Linked DNA regions of Homo sapiens: region 2 is linked to region 1. A link is an interaction called in ENCODE POLR2A ChIA-PET data of the cell type or tissue named here. Cell type or tissue: PC-3. All regions are shown on one strand. Links, peaks and the distances in the headings refer to the core of each region. The heading gives the core; the rest is flanking DNA. Region 1 overlaps VTI1A (vesicle transport through interaction with t-SNAREs 1A). Region 2 overlaps VTI1A (vesicle transport through interaction with t-SNAREs 1A).

Region 1 (10,103 bases), core at 2,796-7,795:
CCCTTAACATTAGGGGAACTAAATAAATAACAGTTACTTAAGAAAAAAGTTTTAAGAGGTAGAAAAATGGGCTGCACTTCACTTACACATGTTTGGTACTTATTTATGTTTTGATTCTATGTTTGAGTGCTTAAGAGTTTATCAGAGGTTGGGAATCAAAGTGAGAGAAAATAGCAGATATTTGTGTTTGCTGTGGTATTTCACTTGTGCTCGTGAGAGAGACATTCATTCATCAAACATTTATTGAATGCATATTATGCACAAGGCACCAGATTTACTGACACGGTGAGGCAGAGATGAAAGCTCGTCCCTGTCCTCCAGGGACTCACTGTCTGGTGGGGAGATGGGCAAGGAACCCGCCAAGGCCAGTGCAGCAGTGGTTCCCACTGTGATGTGTGCAGACCACTGGAGAAACGAGAGCTGATTTTAGGCAACACGCAGATGATTACTTACTTTTAACATTTTATTTCAGGTATTTAGTTATGCATCTATTTTAACGTGTGAAAAAATGCATAGCTAGCACATTAAAACCATGGGCAATACTCTGTGCGATAAAGCTAAAGAAGAAGAAATTGTGCCAATTTAAAGGAAAAATAATATAGGTGTTAGGCAGGTAGGTATGCCCTCCCCACCTCCCCACAATAAAAACAGTGATGGTACTACTCAAATCATTGACATCTGGGAAATAAGGTAGGTCAGTGTGGGTAAATCAAAAGAGATGCCATTTTACAAAGGCTGGAATCCTCAGTGCATGTTTCTGGGCCTGAAGTAAGATGCCATGAAAGAAGTGTGTGCTTCCATGAAGGTGCAGGGAGGGGAAAGACACTGACATGGCCTGGGGAATTCAGAGGCTTCCAGAAAGAGCAGACAGAAGAATGAGGAGAAACAAGTACATTTACTAGGACCCTTCATTTGTAGAATTGTAGAATCTTAAGTTTGGATGGAACCCCAGAAATCAACTGTTATACCGTCTGTAATTAACTTTAAAGCATTTCTGCACAGATAGGGAGACATATATGTGCATTAGTTATTTTAATCTACACTCTAGGGTGGTGAGTTTGTAACTGAAGTGGGCTAATGGGAATATACATTTCAGAGGTGTTTAGTAACATTTAAAAGACTAATGAAAAGCCACATTCCAGAGGCAGCTCATACATGTGTGGCAGCTATCTTTATCTTATTAATTAATTACTCTTAATTAGCATAACTAATAATTATTAAGACATTAGAAACAGTATTGAAGATATGTGGACTGGCTTGAAATAGTGTCACTTGCACTTCCACAGCATGCATGGAAAGGTTATCAGAATGCAGTGATCCCAATTGAGTCTCCCTGAATGGTGTCCTTGAATTCAGATTTTGGTCTGAATCCATCCATTCAAGGGAGGATTTTACCATGTCACTTTGACTAGAAGGTTAGCCAACTCCCATTGCTGCATAGTCTCACATCTGCCTCAAGTGAACCTTCCATGCAAGTTGCTGTCAATGTACCCTCCCATCAGGAAAGAGGACAGGACTTCATTGGGCCTATTGGACATGCTGAGTGATGGTTTTGTGCATGCCTGCTAACTCACATTTCTATGTATGCCTGAATCCAGGCTGAGATTTGCTTTCATTTGGATATATCACTTGTGATACAGGCATAGCCCTCAACCACCTCCAATTCCTCTGCCTCGAAATGTAGCTACTGTCCACCAAGAAGAACCTAATCATTGTGAAAGACCAAATTTGCTACAGTCATATCTCAACTAAACTAGCTCTCTCAGAGAGATTAAGTGATTTGTCCAAAGTCACATAGCTAGTTGGCAGTAGAACTGAGTTTAGAATGTAGGGTTCCTTGCTACATCTTCCCATCCAACAGTTGTAGGCCAAGGATGCTCATACCAATTATCTGTGGAACTTTCATTTATTTATTTATTTATTTATTTATTTATTTATTTATTTATTTTTGAGGCAGAGTCTCATTCTGTTGCCCAGGCTGGAGTGCAGTGGCATGGTCTTGGCTCACTGCAACCTACACCTCCTGTGTTCAAGAGACTCTCTCACCTCAGCCTCCCAAGCAGCTGGGAGCACAGGCACACACCACCATGCCTGGCTAATTTTTTTGTATTTTTAGTAGAGACGGGGTTTCGCCAGCCTGTTCTTGAATTCCTGGCCTCAAATGATCCGCCTGCCTTGGCCTCCCAAAATGCTGGAATTACAGGTGTGAACCACTTTGATCGAACTATGGGACTTTAAAACAATGCATATGCACAGGCCCAGCCTGGGAAGTTCTCATTCTGAAGGAGGGCTGGGGCAGGGGCACCTATGGCTAGGGCAGGACCTATGTTTTAAAAAGAATCTGTGCAGGTGACTCTGATGCACACACATATAATAGACAATCATGGGGCTATTGCATGGATACTAACAGGTACCATCTATTGTACATTTTCTACAGGCCCAGTCCTGTGATGGATGCTTCACATGCTCTATATTTTTCATTTTTACAACTAGCCAGCTAATAAATAAGGTGTTTTTAGCATTTTACCGATGAAGAAGCGAATTCAGAGAGAAGTCCAAAGTGACAGCTTATAAATGGCAAGATGGAGATTCCAACCGAGAATCTCCATAGACCCTGCTCTTAACTGTCACACCCTGCTATATGCTATGGAGCATAAAGTTGCTCAATGGCACAGGTCACAAACCTACAGGTTACAGGTGGGTAATGTAAATGAGGAAAATAGGTCAAATAGGAACTGGGGTGAGCTGGAGGCCATGTGGCCCTTTAATGGGTTCTGAGTGTTTGGATGCTTTAAGAGCAATGATGGAGAGCAACCGGAACTCTCATCCATGTTTATGGGACTGCAAAATGGTTCAGTGTCTTTGGGAACAATCGGATAGGTTCTTATAAAATTAAACATATACTTACCATATGACCCATCAATCCTACTCCTAAGTATTTACCAAGAGAAACGAAAACCTATGTCTGCAAAAAGATATATACACAAATATTCACAGCAGCGTTATTTAAAATAGCCCCAAACTGGAAGCAACTTACACATTCATCTACTGGTGAATAGATAAATTGTAGTATACCCCCACTCTGGAATATTACTCAGCAATTAAAAGGAATGAAATACTGACATATGCAACTACATGGATTAATTTCAAAAGCTCTATGCAAATGAAAGAAGTCATATACAAAAGATGACACACTGTATAATTCCATTTACATGAAATTTTAGAAAAGGCAAAACTCTAATGTCAGGAAGCAGATCAGTGGCTCTCTGTGGCAGGGTGGGGAAAGAGATTTGAATGCAAAGGGGTAGGAGGAAACTTCTGGAGTGAGGGAACTGTTCTATATCTTGATGTGTGGTGGTGGAGCAAGGCAACACAGCTGCATATGCATACCAACAAACATCCAACTCTACAGTTAAAATGGGTGAATTTTGTTGTATGTAAATAATAATTAAAAAAAAAACTGTGCAGAGCAAAAGTAAAAAAATCTGTAGGCCACTTGTGGCCCACAGACTTCCAGTTTTCAACCTCTGGTCTCAGTGGAGAGATTCTGCTTTAGCTGCCCCGAGGAAATACAAAAGATGACAAAAAGTCATCCATCATCCTCCCCAGGGCTGGGCTCAGGAAGAACGGTGACGTTTTCGTTTATCCCCCTCTTCCAATTCTCTGTCCTCCTTCATCACATACAAAATGCTCCCATGCTGCCCCCTGGCTGTCCAGCACCTCCTACCAGGGCACCCCACCCATGTCTCCTGGAGTCAGCTCCAAAACCACCCTTCCCTCAGGCCCTCCTCCTGACCTCCAGAATGCAGAGGCTGCCCCTCAGTGCTTTGTGCAAGGTGGAGACACATTACACTTGGTTAACACATGACCAGGTAGGTGCACATGACTGTTACTGATGACATTTCCAAGCACTGACATCTGATGAAGACAATGCATGGAGCCTTAACCCAAGTTCAGTATTACCTTCCAGTCAGGTAGGGAATACCTTGGGAAAAGTGGGGCTATTTCTGGAATTCACTGCACTTTTCCCTACCAGAGTGACTTGCCTGCTCTGCTTATACATACATTTTTGTCATCAATATTATCATCAAACACGTTAAAATTAATACATGCAAGTGGTTTGGATGGTCACTATAGAAAGGTACAAATAATTCTCAGTACCCAGTTGTCAAAACTGAGAGTGCTCTTAAATACCAGGCTGAGGAGCTCTAAGGACATGCTAGAGGCAGCCCTTTTATTTTCTGAAACCAAATTAATGTCAACCACACACTGCTGGGCTTTCCTGAGCCTCCATATATGTCATAATAACTTGATTTTTAAAAAACCCACTACTGACAATAACTATAATAACTATGAAAAATTGGCATTAGTAGGCCAGGCACAGTGGCTGATGCCTGTAATTCCTGCACTTTGGGAGGCTGAGGTGGGTGGATCACCTGAGCTCAGGAGTTTGAGACCAGCCTAGCCAACATGATGAAACCCCGTCTCTACTAAAAATACAAACAAACAAACAAACAAAAAATAAGCTGGGTGTGGTGGTATGTGCCTGTAATCCCAGGTACTAGGGAGGCTGAGGCAGGAGAACGGCTTGAACCTAGGAGGCGGAGGTTGCAGTGAGCCAAGATTGCGCCACTGCACTTTAGCCTGGGCAACAAGATCAAAACTCCATCTCAAAAAAAAAAAAAAAAAGAAAAAAATTGACATTAGTAGTACAAGCTGCAATGTTAACAACAAAAAGGCAGAACTTAAAACTGGCTACACTACAATTAGAGCCATATGAAGAAAAATGTCAACAGATGAATAAAAAGTAAAAACTAAAAAAAAGGGAGGGGAGAGATCATTGTAGATGGGGTAGGTTATGGTGTTAGGAGTGATTTTTTTTCCTTTTCTTTAAAAAAAAGTTTTCTTTTGCTTTGACGTTACTATTTGTGTAATAAAAATGAGAAGAAAAAGACTTGGCCAGGCATAGGGGCTCACACATATAATCCCAGCACTTTGGGAGGCTGAGGCGGGCAGATTACCTGAGGTCAGGAGTTCGAGACCAGCCTGGCCAACAAGGTGAAACCCTGTCTCTACTAAAAATACAAAAATTAGCCGGGCATGGTGGCGCACATCTGTAATCCCAGCTACTTGGGAGGCTGAGGCAGGAGAATCGCTTGAACCTGAGAGGCAGAGGTTGCAGTAAGCTGAGATCGCGCCACTGCAATCCAGTCTGGGTGACAGAGCAAGACCCAGTCTTAAAAAAAAAAAAAAAAAAAAAAAGACTTGGTCACCGGCCAGGATGGTTCCATATCATGTCCATTGGTTCATGTCTGTAGGGCTGTGCCCATTTCCTTCTCACAGATCTGCAAGGCCAAGATGTTCTGCAGTACCCTGCCAGGTCCTCTCAAGTACTCTGTCAGCTTTAGTCATGCTGATGAAATCAGCCCCTCCTTCTTCTGAGGCTGGCTGTTTTGTATCTCTATTTGCAAGCAGAAATAATAAAAGCCAGAGAACTTGATCAACGAGGCAGTTGTGCACCAAGAATGAACCCCAGTGCCCAGAGATGGGTTTCATTCTGAAAATGTTACAAAATAATATCTTGACAAGACATATTGTTGATACATTTTTCCCTAAAGCAAAACTGGGTGAAAATTTTCAAGTCCTATTAAAGCAAAATTGTTGCTTAAAAAAAAAGTTGCCGGGCGCAGTGGCTCACACCTGTAATCCCTGCACTTTGGGAGGCCGAGGCGGGCAGATCACGAGGTCAGGAGATCGAGACCATCCTGGCTAACAAGGTGAAACCCCATCTCTACTAAAAATACAAAAAATTAGCCGGGCGTGGTGGTGGGAGCCTATAGTCCCAGCTACTCGGGAGGCTGAGGCAGGAGAATGGCGTGAACCCGGGAGGTGGAGCTTGCAGTGAGCTGAGATCGCGCCACTGCACTCCGGCCTGGGAGACAGAGCAAAACTCCGTCTCAAAAAAAAAAAAAAAAAAAAAAAAAAAAAAAAGTTGTAGTATGCCTAGGCCTGTTTTGTTGATGTGGTGAAGTTTGATTTCATCCTTGCCTATCCAGGCTCTCTGATCTGATCTGCAGCTTCCTAAAGTCCTCCAGGATCTAGCCCTGGCTCCCCTCTACCCCTCCATTCACCGATTCTCAGCAAGGAATCTGATTATGCCACACTCAGCAGAGCTGAGGGAACAGGTTACAGCGGTGCCCACAGAGCATCTGAGAAGACAGCTCAGCTGCATGATCAAGGCAGCAAGCTCTAAAGGGAGGCATTTGGGCACCAGCTCAGTTTTGATGGCACAGTGCCCCTAAAGAAAAATTCCACCTTCTGGTGGAGTTCAATCCTGTCTATATACATAGTTTGTAGTACCTTTCAGAAGCCTTAGAAAAACACCACGAAACCAGTGATGTTCAAGAGGAAATAACGTGTGAAAAGAAAGACATCAATGGGTTACATGAAAACTATGAAAGAACTAGGCCCTTTAATAAGGTTCATTCTGTCCAGAGCATATAGTAGGCACTTACACCGTGGCTGACTTTGCGAGGCAGTATTTGAAATGGCCCCCGAAATCCTGCCTCACTATACCACTTAGAAGGACACTTAAACCTCAAAGAAGATTCATCTAAAGAAACTAGCACGTCGGAATTCATTTTCCCTAAGGCTTCCATGCCTTGTGTCAGTAAATCATCAATAATTAAATACCAACAGTTAAAACAGGACCACCCAGGCAGACAGGCCCAAGGGTAGGGCTATAGAAATAGTTTGTATGGCCCCCTTATCTAGGGCAATTTTAAAAATCACTCAGCTTCCAGTTTACAATGGTGCCTCTCCATGGATCCTAATGCTGCCCCTATCAAAGTGTCCATTACATTTGAATGAAGAAAATAGAAGATGATGAAAATTTACACCACCAAAACTTACATCACAAACTGCCAGAGCCTAGGATTTTCTACTGCTACAAAAAATGAACTGTGCTGAAAAATGAAAGAAGTGGTTCACCTGCCACATAGTCTTCTACTAGATAGAAAGTGCATGGTTTGTAACAACCAGAAATCAAGATGCAATCTCTCTTATAAGTATCGTAACTCAGGAGGTATTTGGACTGCTGTCTTCTTTTCCTTTTCTCCACATTCCCCATCTTGTTTCTGTTCCATATGCAGTAAGGAAACCAGAGTTCCCAGGAAAACAATAAATCAGTATTAGGTAGCTATAGAGAAGGTATGGCATCATGCACTGAATTCTGGGAACTGTGGTCTTCATAAATAGTGTGTTTTTTTGTGGTGGTGGCAGGGTAAGCTTGGGAAGGATATGACAGTTGTACACATAAGGGGTGGACATTTTTCCCAACAGAGTCAAGGAGTGGGAGAAGGAAGAAGTCTCATTTCTTTCCAATAAAGACAGTCCACAGACAAAGGGAATTGGGACAGAGGCGAGCATATCAAGCAGCTCTCCATTTGCAGATTCAAGAAGTCGTTTTGAAAAGTAACTAAATAAAAAACTCAAAATAACATGAGGTTGATGGGAAAAATCAATACTACAGAACAAGGGGGGAAAAAAACAACAACATCCTAAAGATTCTGAGAAAGAATGCGATTCTGAAACTTATGAACTAAAGAAACCAAAAAATGTTTTTGAAAATACTTTGGTGTCCTTAATAAAAACAGTAAGAAGGTAAAGCTTTATAAAGCCAGGGCAGAAAACGGTAAGGTAAGAACCAGCGAGACTTCAAGGAGATAAGAGATGAGGCAATAGGATAAAGAAAAGATTTCAAGGAAACCAGTAATGCAACAGCAGCATTAATACTCACATAACCAGCAGCACAGACTAGAAACAATGCTAGAGAGGGGAGTTAATGGTGTTGGAGATAAATGAGAAGAAAAAGAAGAGAAAAAAATTATTTTTAAAACATGACAAACATAAGAGATACAGAGGTCTAGTGTGAGAATCATGGATGATCCTGACACCAGAAAATTTGAAATGGAAGCAATAATCCAAGACATGATTTTTAAAAAACCGCTTCTGGTAGGTAGAGGGAAGACTTGAATTTGCAGATTTAAAGTTCTGTGATCCATGCAAAATGAGTGAAAGTCATCATATATAGAAATATCTAGACTCTGTTCAATTCCAAAGATTTAAAAAACCAAAACTAAACAAAGAAAACCTACAACATGTCACTCCAGAGTATCATAAATTGGTCTATTTTTCTGCTATTCTGAAACACGAAATGCCAGAAGACAATGGTTCCACATCTATAGATTCCTAAGAAGGGTAGGATCTAAAAATATTACGGCCAGCCCAATGTACACAGATACATACACATGTGTATGTCACATATATGCAGTTGGTGGCAGTTCCTATATAGAAAAAACAGATCCAAATCATATACCTTTCTTGAAAAGTTATTTGAAGATATATCCCAGCTGACTTCAAGATTAGAGAGCTAAGAACTCAAGAATGAGGAAGTCATAAAAGAGATGAGCAGGCCGGGTGTGGTGGCTCACACCTGTAATCCCAGCACTTTGGGAGGCCGAGATGGGCCGATCACGAGGTCAGCAGTTCGAGACCAACCTGACCAACATGGTGAAACCTCATCTCTACTAAAAATACAAAAAAGTTAGCTGGGCGTGATGGCCCGTGCCTATAATCCCAGCTACTTAGGAGGCTGAGGCAGGAGAATCTCTTGAACCCAGGAGGCGGAGGTTGGAGTGAGCCAAGATCACGCCACTGTACTGCAGCCTGGGTGACAGAATGAGACTCTGTCTCAAAAAAAAAAAAAAAAAAAGAGATGAGCATTTATTATCTTCAAGGATGCCACACTAAGCAAATAATATAGTTTATGAATGAAGATACATAGCTTCACTGTATAGCTATAAGCTAGAAAAAACCTGTATGTTTAACAGAAAGGAAATATTTCTATGAGGGAATACCATACAACCATATAAATAATGATTACAAAGAGTTTTTAATGGCATGGGAAAACACTTTCCGTTTACTCTTAATGCAAATAATAGGATATAAAGTTTTATATGTTGTACATAAAATACACAGAAAAAACTGGAATAAAATATGCCAATTAATAGTTGTGACCTTTAGCCAGTATAATTATGAATAATTTTCTCCCTGTTTCTTGATAACGTTTTTTACCCTTACAAAATAAGAGGTGTTTTTTTTTTTTTTGACACGGAGTCTTGCTCTTGTTGTCAGGCTGGCGTGCAGTGGCACGATCTCAGCTCACTGCAACCTCTACCTCCCGGGTTCAAGCGGTTCTCCTGCCTCAGCCTCCTGAGTAGCTGCGATTACAGGCACCCAGCAATATGCCCGGCCAATTTTTGTACTTTTAGTGGAGGCAGGGTTTCGCCATGTTGGCCAGGCTGGTCTCGAACTCCTGACCTCAGGTGATCTGCCCACCTCGGCCTCCCAAAGTGCTGGGATTAAGGTGTAAGCCACCGTGCCTGGCCCCAAATGAGAGGTTTTTAAAAATCCTTTGTTATTATAATAACTTTTTAAAACTTGGCAAAAATACAAATCACAAAGGCTATGTGGAAACTTTAAGATTATAATATTAAGTGAGTAGAGCAATATAATATTGAACTTGAAACATGACTGAAAGATTGGAAGGGAATACTTGGGTCAAAGGAATAGCTTGCTTCAAGGTACAGGGATTAAAAACAATTTTTTTATTTAAAAATTCCTTTAATATTACTATTTTCTGTTTTATAGGAAAAATATGATTTAAAAAGAATATTCCCAAATAAAACAAGTTAGTCATATCTTTGATATGGTAATATTGCAGAAAAACAAATCTTTCTGAGGTCAGCAACCACTTTCTGCCTATAGTCTACCAAAGACCACTCAGGTTCACTTTCATGTTCCTACCAATTACTAACTCAGGCCAAGCACTATAAGGGCAGGACCTTGTTATATGTTACACTCTCATCCCTAGTACTTAGCCCAGTGTTTGGGGAATCGCAACTGCTCCAGAAATATTTGGTGAATGAACAAATGAATAACAGAAGGAAAGACTATTTGATTTTATAGGTACATCTTTTGGTAAAAAGATTCTTTGCATTCATCTACTTTTTATAGCATCTCCAATGTTGAAACTACAAGCA
Region 2 (10,103 bases), core at 1,955-6,954, 77 kb after region 1:
GGTGTGCTTATGAAAAAAGAAAAAAAAATAACGGCACATTTTGTGTCCCTATTCTCATCTGTGAAACTGACCTTGCTTTCTGCTGAGAGCCTTGCTGTCACAGATCTCACAAGATTTTCAGTGTTGTAATTTCTTTCATAACTGTGCCTTGTGACCAGTATCTGACAATAGCCTCTTGGATTAACCTGATTTCACAAACTCACCAGGCCCATAAAATCTAACCTGACTTCACAACTGACCAGGCCCATAAAATCTCCACAAGTCCTTCAAGATGCCCAACTGTCTCAGTGTCTACCTGTCCATTAAAATATACAGGAGCTCTCTTGGATAATGTATAGTTATCTAGGTACAGAAAACAAACCCCCTTCAAAGCTTCTTCTTTTATTTTTTTGGAGAATCCCCTTTTAAAGATAATTTCTTATAAGAGACTAAGTTGGTGAGCCAACCACCAGGCATGATGAAGCCATGGGCGGTCTCTTTCTTTTTCCCATAAACTTATGGTAAGCCACAAAAGAGTGAACCAAATATTAACCGCTGCTGTCTACACTTTCTCCCCCTCAAGTGTAGTAAGGTCTCATTCTATTCTTAAAAAAATAAAAGCGCCACCTTAGGTGACAAGGGCATGAGTAAACAACACGTTGTGAAGAAGTACTTCAACATTTGATAATGCCAGATGCCTGATGCTCTTGTACCCTCACAAGGCCTAAAGAAAAATTGCTTCTTAAGACTCAAGACCACGCATGGCACAGGTACAAATGAGGGTTACCTGTAATTCCCTTCTTTAACTAACGAACTCAGGGGTTAACTGAGCACATTTCCATGAGTACAATCAACTTACTGGAACCTATGTGCATTACTTCCTCTAAAACCCACTTCTCTTTGTAAAAAATTGAAAAAAATATGAACATATTTTCACCATATGAAACATGGATTTCTAGAGACTGCTGAATGGGAAAAATGGACGAAAAAAAAGGAACAGCAAGAACAAAAAAATGGTTAACAGGAGGCTGATGTGTTTCCCAAGCACAGCAATATGAGCTTAATTGAGGCTGACGCATGACAGACTCGCATGTACAGTATCGCCCAAGCTCCGACTGAAGCTGCTGACAGAGGGTAAATGGTGCACGGCAGCAGGGCTTGCCCTGGCCTGGCATGGCAACGAAGTGCACTGAGCCTGTCAGGAGATAGCATGAGGGCTAATGAAGGGCAGCCCTTGTTTTTAAAATTCTTCTCACTTAGTTTTGGATCAGACTCTACACCATGAAGCCTTCTCAACCTTTTAGTGCTCAGTTAAGGATATGTGACACTTATTTAAAAATTAATGCATTCTAATCAATTTAAAGTTAGGCAGTGAAGAGTCTGCAAAAGAGGGGATACAAAAAGAGCAAAAGGCAGAAGGAGAAGAGAAAAAAAGAGGCCGAGAGAGAATGAGCTCTACAGAGAGGGGAGAAGGTGAAAGGCATAAGAAATACAGCATAGGAAGTACCTCAGTGTTTTTAGACATCTTTGTATAAATAATTTTGTAAAGATAGCCATACCAACATAAGAAGTGGGGGGAAACGAAACATATTCTTTACATATTCTTCCAATAGGATAAAAATTCTAGGAGCCAAAGTGTGAAAAGACAAACGCAGCAAAAGAAAAATGTTAACCTTCACGAAAGATGCACAATTGTAACTTTTTAAAAAGACCAACTTTTTTTTCAGCAACTAAAAGACTATTATTAAATAGTATATTGAATGGTATAAAATAGTATATCCCGTTATTAAAACGTCCTCTTCATCTCCCCATTCGGCAAAGTCTTCCAAAATGACTGGAAATGTGTACTGAATATATGCTTTATTAGAAAGAGTAATATTTATTCACTCTGTTGAATAAGTATTAACATTGAGAAAATTAGTATCATTTTTAAAAAAACAGCCATTATCTATAAACCAGAAAGAAGAAAATGGTCTGTTTCCTACCTCACAGCCACATTTGTAAAATATTCAGGTTATATGCAAAATAAATGGCAAACATTGAGAAGTGACTAGGTGTCCAAACAGGCAGGCGTAGATATCTATTATCTGTTTTATTTTTCTCTATTGTCAAGATAGGAAAATGCTTCATTATAACTTTTATTTACATGTTTTGGGTATGCAAAAAATCACAAGAAATTTATATTTTATAGGTTATTATCTACAAAGCCTTCTTTGAAAAGGTACTTGTGGGTTGGGCATGGTGGCTCATGCCTATAATCCCAGTGCTTTGGGAGGCTGAGGCAGGAGGATCACTTCAGGCTGGGAGTTCTAGACCAACCTGGGCAACACAATGAGACTCCTATCTCTACAAAAAATTCAAAAAATTGGCTGGATGTGGCAGCATGTACCTGTAGTTCCAGCTAATCAGGAGGCTGAGGTGGGAGGATCATCACTTGAGCCCAGGAGTTTAAAGTTACAGTGAGTTATGATCGTGCTATTGCACTCCAGCCGGGGTGACAGAGTGAGCAAGACCCTGTCTCTTAAAACAAAAACAAAACAAAACAAAAAGGTGCTTGTCTTTTTATTATAGTATGACTAGTAGGAAGCAAGAAAGAAATCACTCTAGGTTATCCAAATGTATGTATGACGACCAAAATTTAATTTAGACTGAAAACTATTGTTCTAGTTTCTACCAATCTTAATTAAAACCGTGTTTTCCTTTCTAGACCTCTCTAGGACAAATCACTATCTGACCAGATTGGGTACCCGATTGATAATAGAAAATGAGAGTAGACACTTTTTTAGTCACATGAAAATCCTGATACCTCAGTTTTCAAACTTACGATAAAATGGCTTTTTTATTTTTAAAAGAATTTGAGAATCCATAGGTTTGTATCCAAGAAAAAATAACTCTAATAATTACCTTTCTCAAGGCTGGGCACGGTGGTTCACGCCTGTAATCCCAGCACTTTCGGAGGCCGAGGCGGGCGGACCACGAGGTCAGGAGATCAAGACCATCCTGGCTAACATGGTGAAACCCTGTCTCTACTAAAAATACAAAACATTAGCTGGGCATGGTGGCAGGCGCCTGTAGTCCCAGCTACTCAGGAGGCTGAGGTAGGACAATGACGTGAACCCAGGAGATGGAGCTTGCAGTGAGCTGAGATAGCGCTACTGGACTCCAGCCTGGGCGACAGAGCGAGACTCCGTCACAAAAAAAAAAAAAAAAAAAAAATTACCTTTCTCACCAAATGGGCTTTACCAAAGGTGACTATTTTGTCAGATTTTGCAATTAGCAAAACTCACTTTTTCTTCTTCTTTTCTTTCTAGATTTGGTTTTTATATGCGAAAAACATCAATTTAGGTGCTGACATTAAAAATTAATTATTTTCTATGGCATAATCTTGATGACCTCTAAGGAACTCAACAAGCTTCCCACTGAACCTCACCCTCATTTTACCATGTAGTTTGAGAAAGGTCATCATACACAAGTACATTTTACACAAGTGATCAGAATAATATGTTGCCAAATTACCAGGGAGCTTTTAAGGAACTGCCGTATTGGAAGCATGGACAATCAATCAGAACTTCTAATCCTTCCAAAAGTCCTTCCAAGTTACTTGCTACATAGCATGATGATGAAAACAATGAAAAACAATGGCAATAAAAAGAGTAGAGAATCAAGCTCAACAGATAATACATTTTATTCTGTTCTACCTAGGTCCAATGAGACAAGAAATCTTATTCACAAGTCATCCCTAGAACCGCTGGACTTTGGCCACAGCAAGTAACATTACTCTATTGTCGTTTCTTCTAAAGATTATTAGGATTTGTCAATGTCACCATGCTGGGACAGCTCTCATTACAAATGGCTGAGATTAAAAGTAGCTCTAAGTTTCTTTACAGTGAACATAAGAAAATTTGGTATTAAGAAAGTAGCAAAAATCTGCCTGACAACAACTGATAGACATTTTCATTTCACGTGTTGGACAGTCCACACAGTCTAGATCCATCCTAAAGTTCAGAGGGAATGTAATACTTTTTTTTTTTTTTTGAGATGGAGTCTCGCTCTGTCGCCCAGGCTGGAGCGCAGTGGCGCGATCTCAGCTCACTGCAAGCTCCGCCTCCCGGGTTCACGTCATTCTCCTGCCTCAGCTTCCCGAGTTGCTGGGACTACAGGCGCCCGCCACCGCGCCTGGCTAGTTTTTTTGTGTATTTTTAGTAGAGACGGGGTTTCACCATGTTAGCCAGGATGGTCTCAATCTCCTGACCTCGTGATCCGCCCGCCTCGGCCTCCCAAAGTGCTGGGATTACAGGCATGAGCCACCGCGCCCGGCCGAATGTAATTCTTAAATAGGTATTTTGTCCTAAGTTCTGAGTAATAAGCTATCAAAGCAAAACAAAAGAAATGTACACAGATTTATTTTTTCTTTTGGCAAAATTATTTTATTCATTAGGTCATAATATTAGAGTCAACTGTCTAAAAGAAATTTGAGTAGGAGATAAAAATTGGACTGGATGATTTCAAAGATCCTTTCCAAATCAAAGATTCTTTGACTTTATGCCACATTTTGCTTGGTGTTTTGGTTTGGGAAATGCCTCTGAAAGGAAAATGAGATTACAAGGCTCAAGAGATTATTGATTTTGGGGGCTTTTACCTAGGGCAACAACAGCTCATCATTGGCTTCTTTGAAGCTCTTACAGACACTCCTGGGGCCACCCATGTTTTCCACAGGCTTTGCCACAGTGTGGTCCTAAATGGATCATCTTGAAAAAACTTGAGGAAAAAAAAAAAAAGACTGGAAAAGTATATAATTTTTATGATTCCCCCTGAACACTGAAGATGATTTTAACTGGAATAAGGCCAGTTAAATGCGCCTCATTTTTTTTTCTTTTCCTGTGTGTTTTGTTTACCACACTGTTTCTCTTTTCCTATGTGTTTACCACATTTTTTTTTCTGCAAATATTGTACTTGAAAGCCAGGGTGCAGTCTTTGAAAATGCCTAGGAATAAACTGCCATTATTTTGTGATAATAAGACTAAAACTTCCCTATCCTTTTAAAAGTGAGATTCAGAGTACCATTCTGGACGGAGCCATTTGCCTAAGGGCCATGGAGACTTCAGCAGCAAACCCCTTTCCACATGGATTTGGGACCGCTGCTCCATGAGGCACCACTGAATCTGGCAAACAAAACCCAGAACATTTAATTCACCAATGTGATTTCATTTTTTTAAAATTGAGGGCGTAATAATATGTCAGGGAGGGATGCATACTGGATAAATGCTTAAAATAATTTTATGATGACAAAGTATTCAGAAGAAAGACTTTAAAAAATAGAATGTTTCTAAAACAAGAAACATGGCTTCTATGCAGAAATAAGGTCATATAATTACATTATAAAAATCTACCATACCATTCATGTATCCATTCAACATTTATTGTCTTCTACTATACTCAAAAGTATTAGATTCAGGAAGAGGACTTTGAAAATTAACAAGATCTGATCCCTGTCGTCACAGAGTTTACACTCAAATTATTCCCCCATCCTCTTCATCATTACTACAAATGTAATTACTTTTAAAGTGATTTTTAACTACCCAAAAGAAGTTTTTCATATTTTTAATGATCTTGTTCCAAAGCTAAGACTACCTTCATTAATTTAACCATGTTAAATGTTTGTTCAATATTACTTGCTTCCTTTTCTTAGAATGAGTTCTTATTTTAATGAATTCTCCTTCAAAGAGCAAAAATACACCTCATCACTTAATCCTTTCCCAAAGCATATGCCCAGCTTTTTGGTAGGATTAAGCAGCACAGTATAAGAGGAACTTCTTAAAACGTACTGATATAGAAATAAAATAAGATTCACCAAATCTTTATCATAACCATATATCCCACCAAAAAACCATTTTCCAATGATAATTATTTCTATAGATTTCGATTTCCAACTTCATTTTTACTAGTATACATTTTGTTAAAATATTTTTAAAGTACAAATATTTGACTGAAGATATTGTCACTGCAAAAGCTGCTACATCTCATGATAGCTACAGGAACAGACACATGCTAATTAAGATACTAAAGAAGTGAAAAAGCATCCTGATCATTTAACATCAGTTTCAAGCAATATGGAAAGAGTAGAATAAGAAACAAGAGATGTTGAAGATGTTATTTTCCTGACCAAGAAAGGTCAGACATAGTGCATCAGAATGCTGCATCTTAAGAAAATCATTATTTTAACTGCTGAAATTCCAGTGAATAGAATTGTTTTCAAATATTAAAATCTCTGTGGTAGGCTCTGACCTCAGAATAACAAGAAAATGACAGGTGCTTATCTTTCCGAATATAAAAATGACCCTTATTGTAAGGTCATCATATAAAAGGCCTATTTCCCCTTCATGAAATAAATAATTATACCAGTGATTAGATATATTTGCCCACATGTCTACATGTGGTTTAAGTGGTCATTTCAATGACTTAAATATAGAAAAGAACTAACACCTACAAACTTTAAAAACTATAGTCCAAGTGGCCCATAGGCTTTGTGTATCATTTTTCCTTGGCAAATTATTTATACAGCTTCCTCAAAAACCCCATAAATGTTCTTTTTAAACAAATCGCACTTTATTTATCACATCAGGCATACACTGTTTTAAATAGCTGGTTTTCTATATATATATGCATATGTATGTATGCATGCATGTATGTAACAGCACTGTAAATGATGTGGAAGTCTTGTCTAATTCTACTGGAAGGGTATCTTCTTTAAGAAATTCTAAAAGGCTTAAAGTAAAATTTTTCAAAGGAGGAAGCTGTAACGTGAGTGTCTGTGTCACAGAAAGGGTTTACAGTAGAGTTCTGTGGTAGCCAGCCCCAAGATGGCCCCCAATACCTTTTGGGAGCAGACACCCTTATGTAGTCCCTCCCACGTTGTATCAGGGTTGGTCTATGTGATCAAAAGAATACTGCGGAAGTGATGAGGTGTCAATTCCAAGGTTAGGTTATAAAAGATGCTAAGGCTTTTGTCTTGGCTATTCTCACCTACACTCTCTCTTAGAGACGTCAGCTGCCATGTTGTGAGAACACTCACTTATGGAGAGGCCCATGTGGATACTTGCCTATGAAGAAGCCCAAGGGATGGAATAAAAGCACAAGGCTTCCAGACAGCAGCAATTTGAGTGAGCTTAAAAACAGATTTTCCAGCCCCAGTCAAGTGTGCTGATGACTACAGCCCCAGCCTACAGTTAATTATAACCTCATGAGTCCGAGAGACCGAGTCAGAACCATCTGGCTATGCCACTCAAGAATCCATGACCCAAAGACACAGTGTCAAAATGAATGCTTATTATCTCAGTTTTGGAGTAATTTCTTTCATAACAAAGGACAAGTAATAGAAGTGGGGCAGTAGGATACTTTTCCATTCAGAAAATCTTTCCTACCTTCCCATTTTAGGCCAGGCACTGTGCTAGGCACTGAGGATACTGTGATGAATAAGACAAAGTCAGTCTCTGCTCCTGGAGTTGTTGGTGTAGAGTGGGTACAGTGCAGTGAACAATTACAATGATGTCTTAAGTGCTGTAACAGGGGAAGTATAACTGCTCTGCTATCTTGGCTCACCTCCTGCCTATATGGTCTTGGACAGCCACTCAATCTCTCTGTGACTTAGCTTTCTTTTTTTTTTTTTTGAGATGGAGTCTTGCTCTATCACCCAGGTTGGAGTGCAGTGGTGTGATCTTGGCTCACTGCAACCTCTGCCTCCCGGGTTCAAGTGATTCTCCTGCCTCAGCCTCCCAAGTAGTTGGGATTACAGGTGCCCACCACCATGCCCAGCTAATTTTTGTATTTTTAGTAGAGACAGGGTTTCACCATGTTGGCCAGGCTGGTCTCGAACTCCTGACCTCAGGTCATCCACCCACGTCAGCCTCCCAAAGTGCCTGGATTACAGGAATGAGCCATCATGCCCAGCCAACTTAGCTCTCTTATCTTTAAAATGTGAATAATAACACTTACCTCTTGGGTTGCTGCGAGGATGAGAAATAACATATGTAAAGCACTTGACATAAAGTTGGTGTTTAATACTACGTGGTAGCTGTTGCCACTAGGACTAGGTTCTTTAAAAATAGGAAGCTAATTTGATTGTGAAAACTAGTATTTCATTTTAATAGCATAAAGGACAAAATTTAACAAGGAAACAGAAAAGTGAGTCTTCCCTCTAGTTCTTTTCCCATTCTCATCTTAGCCATCAGTCACTAATAAAACAAATGTAAGTGTCTGTTCAAGTGTCATTAACTAGTGGGCAGCTGAGCTATGGTCCTAGACATGTAATATGAAGAAAGTACTAGGAGTAACTGAAAAAAAGAACAACAAATCTATAGGTATTTACTTGGGCCCAGCTGTGCACAAGGCAATGAGAAAGTTGTGATGGGGAAATGCAGACATTAGTTCTTGTCCTCACACAGCTCATAACTGTCTTATGGTGACTTGCCCCACTTCCTGGAAATAATGAGGAAAAGCACCAGTAAGTGACAAATGAGTGGTAAAGGATGCTGGTTATGGAATTCGGGGGAGGAGCAGCACACCACGGGTGGTGAGGGCATGAAGACTTGATGCTCAAGCTGGTAAGAGTTATATCAGAATAGCACGCAATGGCCGGGCGCGGTGGCTCACGTCTGTAATCCCAGCACTTTGGGAGGCCGAAGTCGGTGGATCACCTGAGGTCAGGAGTTCGAGGCCAGCCTGACCAACATGGAGAAACCCCATCTCTACTAAAAATACAAAATTAGCCAGGGGTGGTGGCGTGCACCTGTAATCCCAGCTACTCGGGAAGGCTGAGGCAGGAGAATTGCTTGAACCCAGGAGGAGGAGGTTGTGGTGAGCCGAGATCACGCCATTGCACTCCAGCCTGGGCAACAAAAGCAAAACTCTGTCTCAAAAAAAAAAAAGAAAAAAAGAAAAAAAGAAAACTAGCACACAATGGCCTAAAGACTACATGTGGTCTTGTTTTGTTTGAAGAGTTTTGTTTGACTCACACAGTGCTTTAAAAATTGGATACTTTAAAGAGAACATACTATTTTCTAGCTTTGTGTGAAAAGTTGGATGGTCCAATAACTTAAGATGCACTCTCCACCACAGCTGTCCTTTCTAGGGACAGGGTGTGTGCCAATTCCCATACCCCTGTGTTCCACCTCTGGCCTATTTTACTCACATCCTTTCCCTGTAAGGCCCTTCTAAGCCATCATAATTGTGGAGGTAAGAATGACATGGAGCTGCAAGCACAGGCGGCTGGATGTGGGTAGGTAGATAGTGGCCTTAGTTGCAAGGAAAATGCCTACTGTCTTTCACTCCATCTGTCTTACACAAGGCATTTCTTGCTTGTCTCCAGATATCTGAGTTACAGACTCCTGGTGTGGAGAGAGGGAGCGGTGATCCTCCAGTGTGCACAGAGCTGTCTCTGGAGTTAGGCGAATCCATGGAATTGAAAGCAGCACACGCTCAGAAGCAGCTAAGGTTGTAGTGGAGAAACAGTAAAGCTATGAGCCTGTCCTTTTATTTACTCCCTCCCTGGAAAAGTAGAAGGAACCAATTTTCCTTTCTTCCTCTACCTCTTAGGTGACTTGTTGGTTCTTCTGTAAATTTCTTTCCCTCTCAACACTGTTCTTACAGTACAGTGTGGTTCAACTTCCCCAGATAAATACGTCAGGGGTGAAAGGAAGGCAAGGGGACACTACACATATCGTTCTTCCTCTTTCTGCCCCAGGAGCCAGGCCTGGGTTTGTCACACTCCTGGACAAGGTCGCCTGGAAGGGGCAAAACCTGTGGAGATTGAGCCGAGTGTGGGGGAAGATCAGGATGGAAAGTCTGGTTTGGCTACGTTGTCAGGGTCAGGGACATAACAGAAACTAAAAATAACCTCTCTGTGGGGAAAAAGGTTATAATGTATACCGAAAGGAATTCTATGTTGACTTTTTAATTTTTCCTGCACAAATTTTCAAAAGAGGCCTATATAAGAGAGGTAGAATATCCAGAGATAGATGTACAGAATTATATATTTAAACACAATGTTCACTATGACACATTTGATTACCCTATTCTAAATGAGAGTAATACTTCATTTACCTAAGTGAGTAAAACTGTACTCAGTG

Evidence for each region. Peaks named below come from ENCODE experiments on the same cell type or tissue, not always from the same donor. Only the 100,000 strongest peaks of a DNase experiment are listed, where the experiment ranks them.
Region 2: POLR2A ChIA-PET joins it to region 1 with 13 read pairs; 3 of 35 experiments call an interaction of 5 or more read pairs at or near these places.

The regions. Positions count from the first base shown.
Region 1 is chr10:112,683,108-112,693,210 of GRCh38, reverse strand. The region is part of intron 7 of VTI1A (vesicle transport through interaction with t-SNAREs 1A); the gene reads right to left. Among named protein-coding and RNA genes, the nearest start is that of MIR4295, 54 kb to the right of the region's middle. In PC-3, for the core only: a CTCF peak has its summit at 3,722; a DNase peak (open chromatin) is centred at 5,400.
Region 2 is chr10:112,604,830-112,614,932 of GRCh38, reverse strand. The region is part of intron 5 of VTI1A (vesicle transport through interaction with t-SNAREs 1A); the gene reads right to left. It overlaps LOC124902503 (a long non-coding RNA gene), which reads right to left. Exons shown (of 2, transcript XR_007062292.1): 1 at 1-10,103. Among named protein-coding and RNA genes, the nearest start is that of MIR4295, 24 kb to the left of the region's middle. In PC-3, for the core only: no CTCF peak of the experiment used is centred there; no DNase peak of the experiment used is centred there.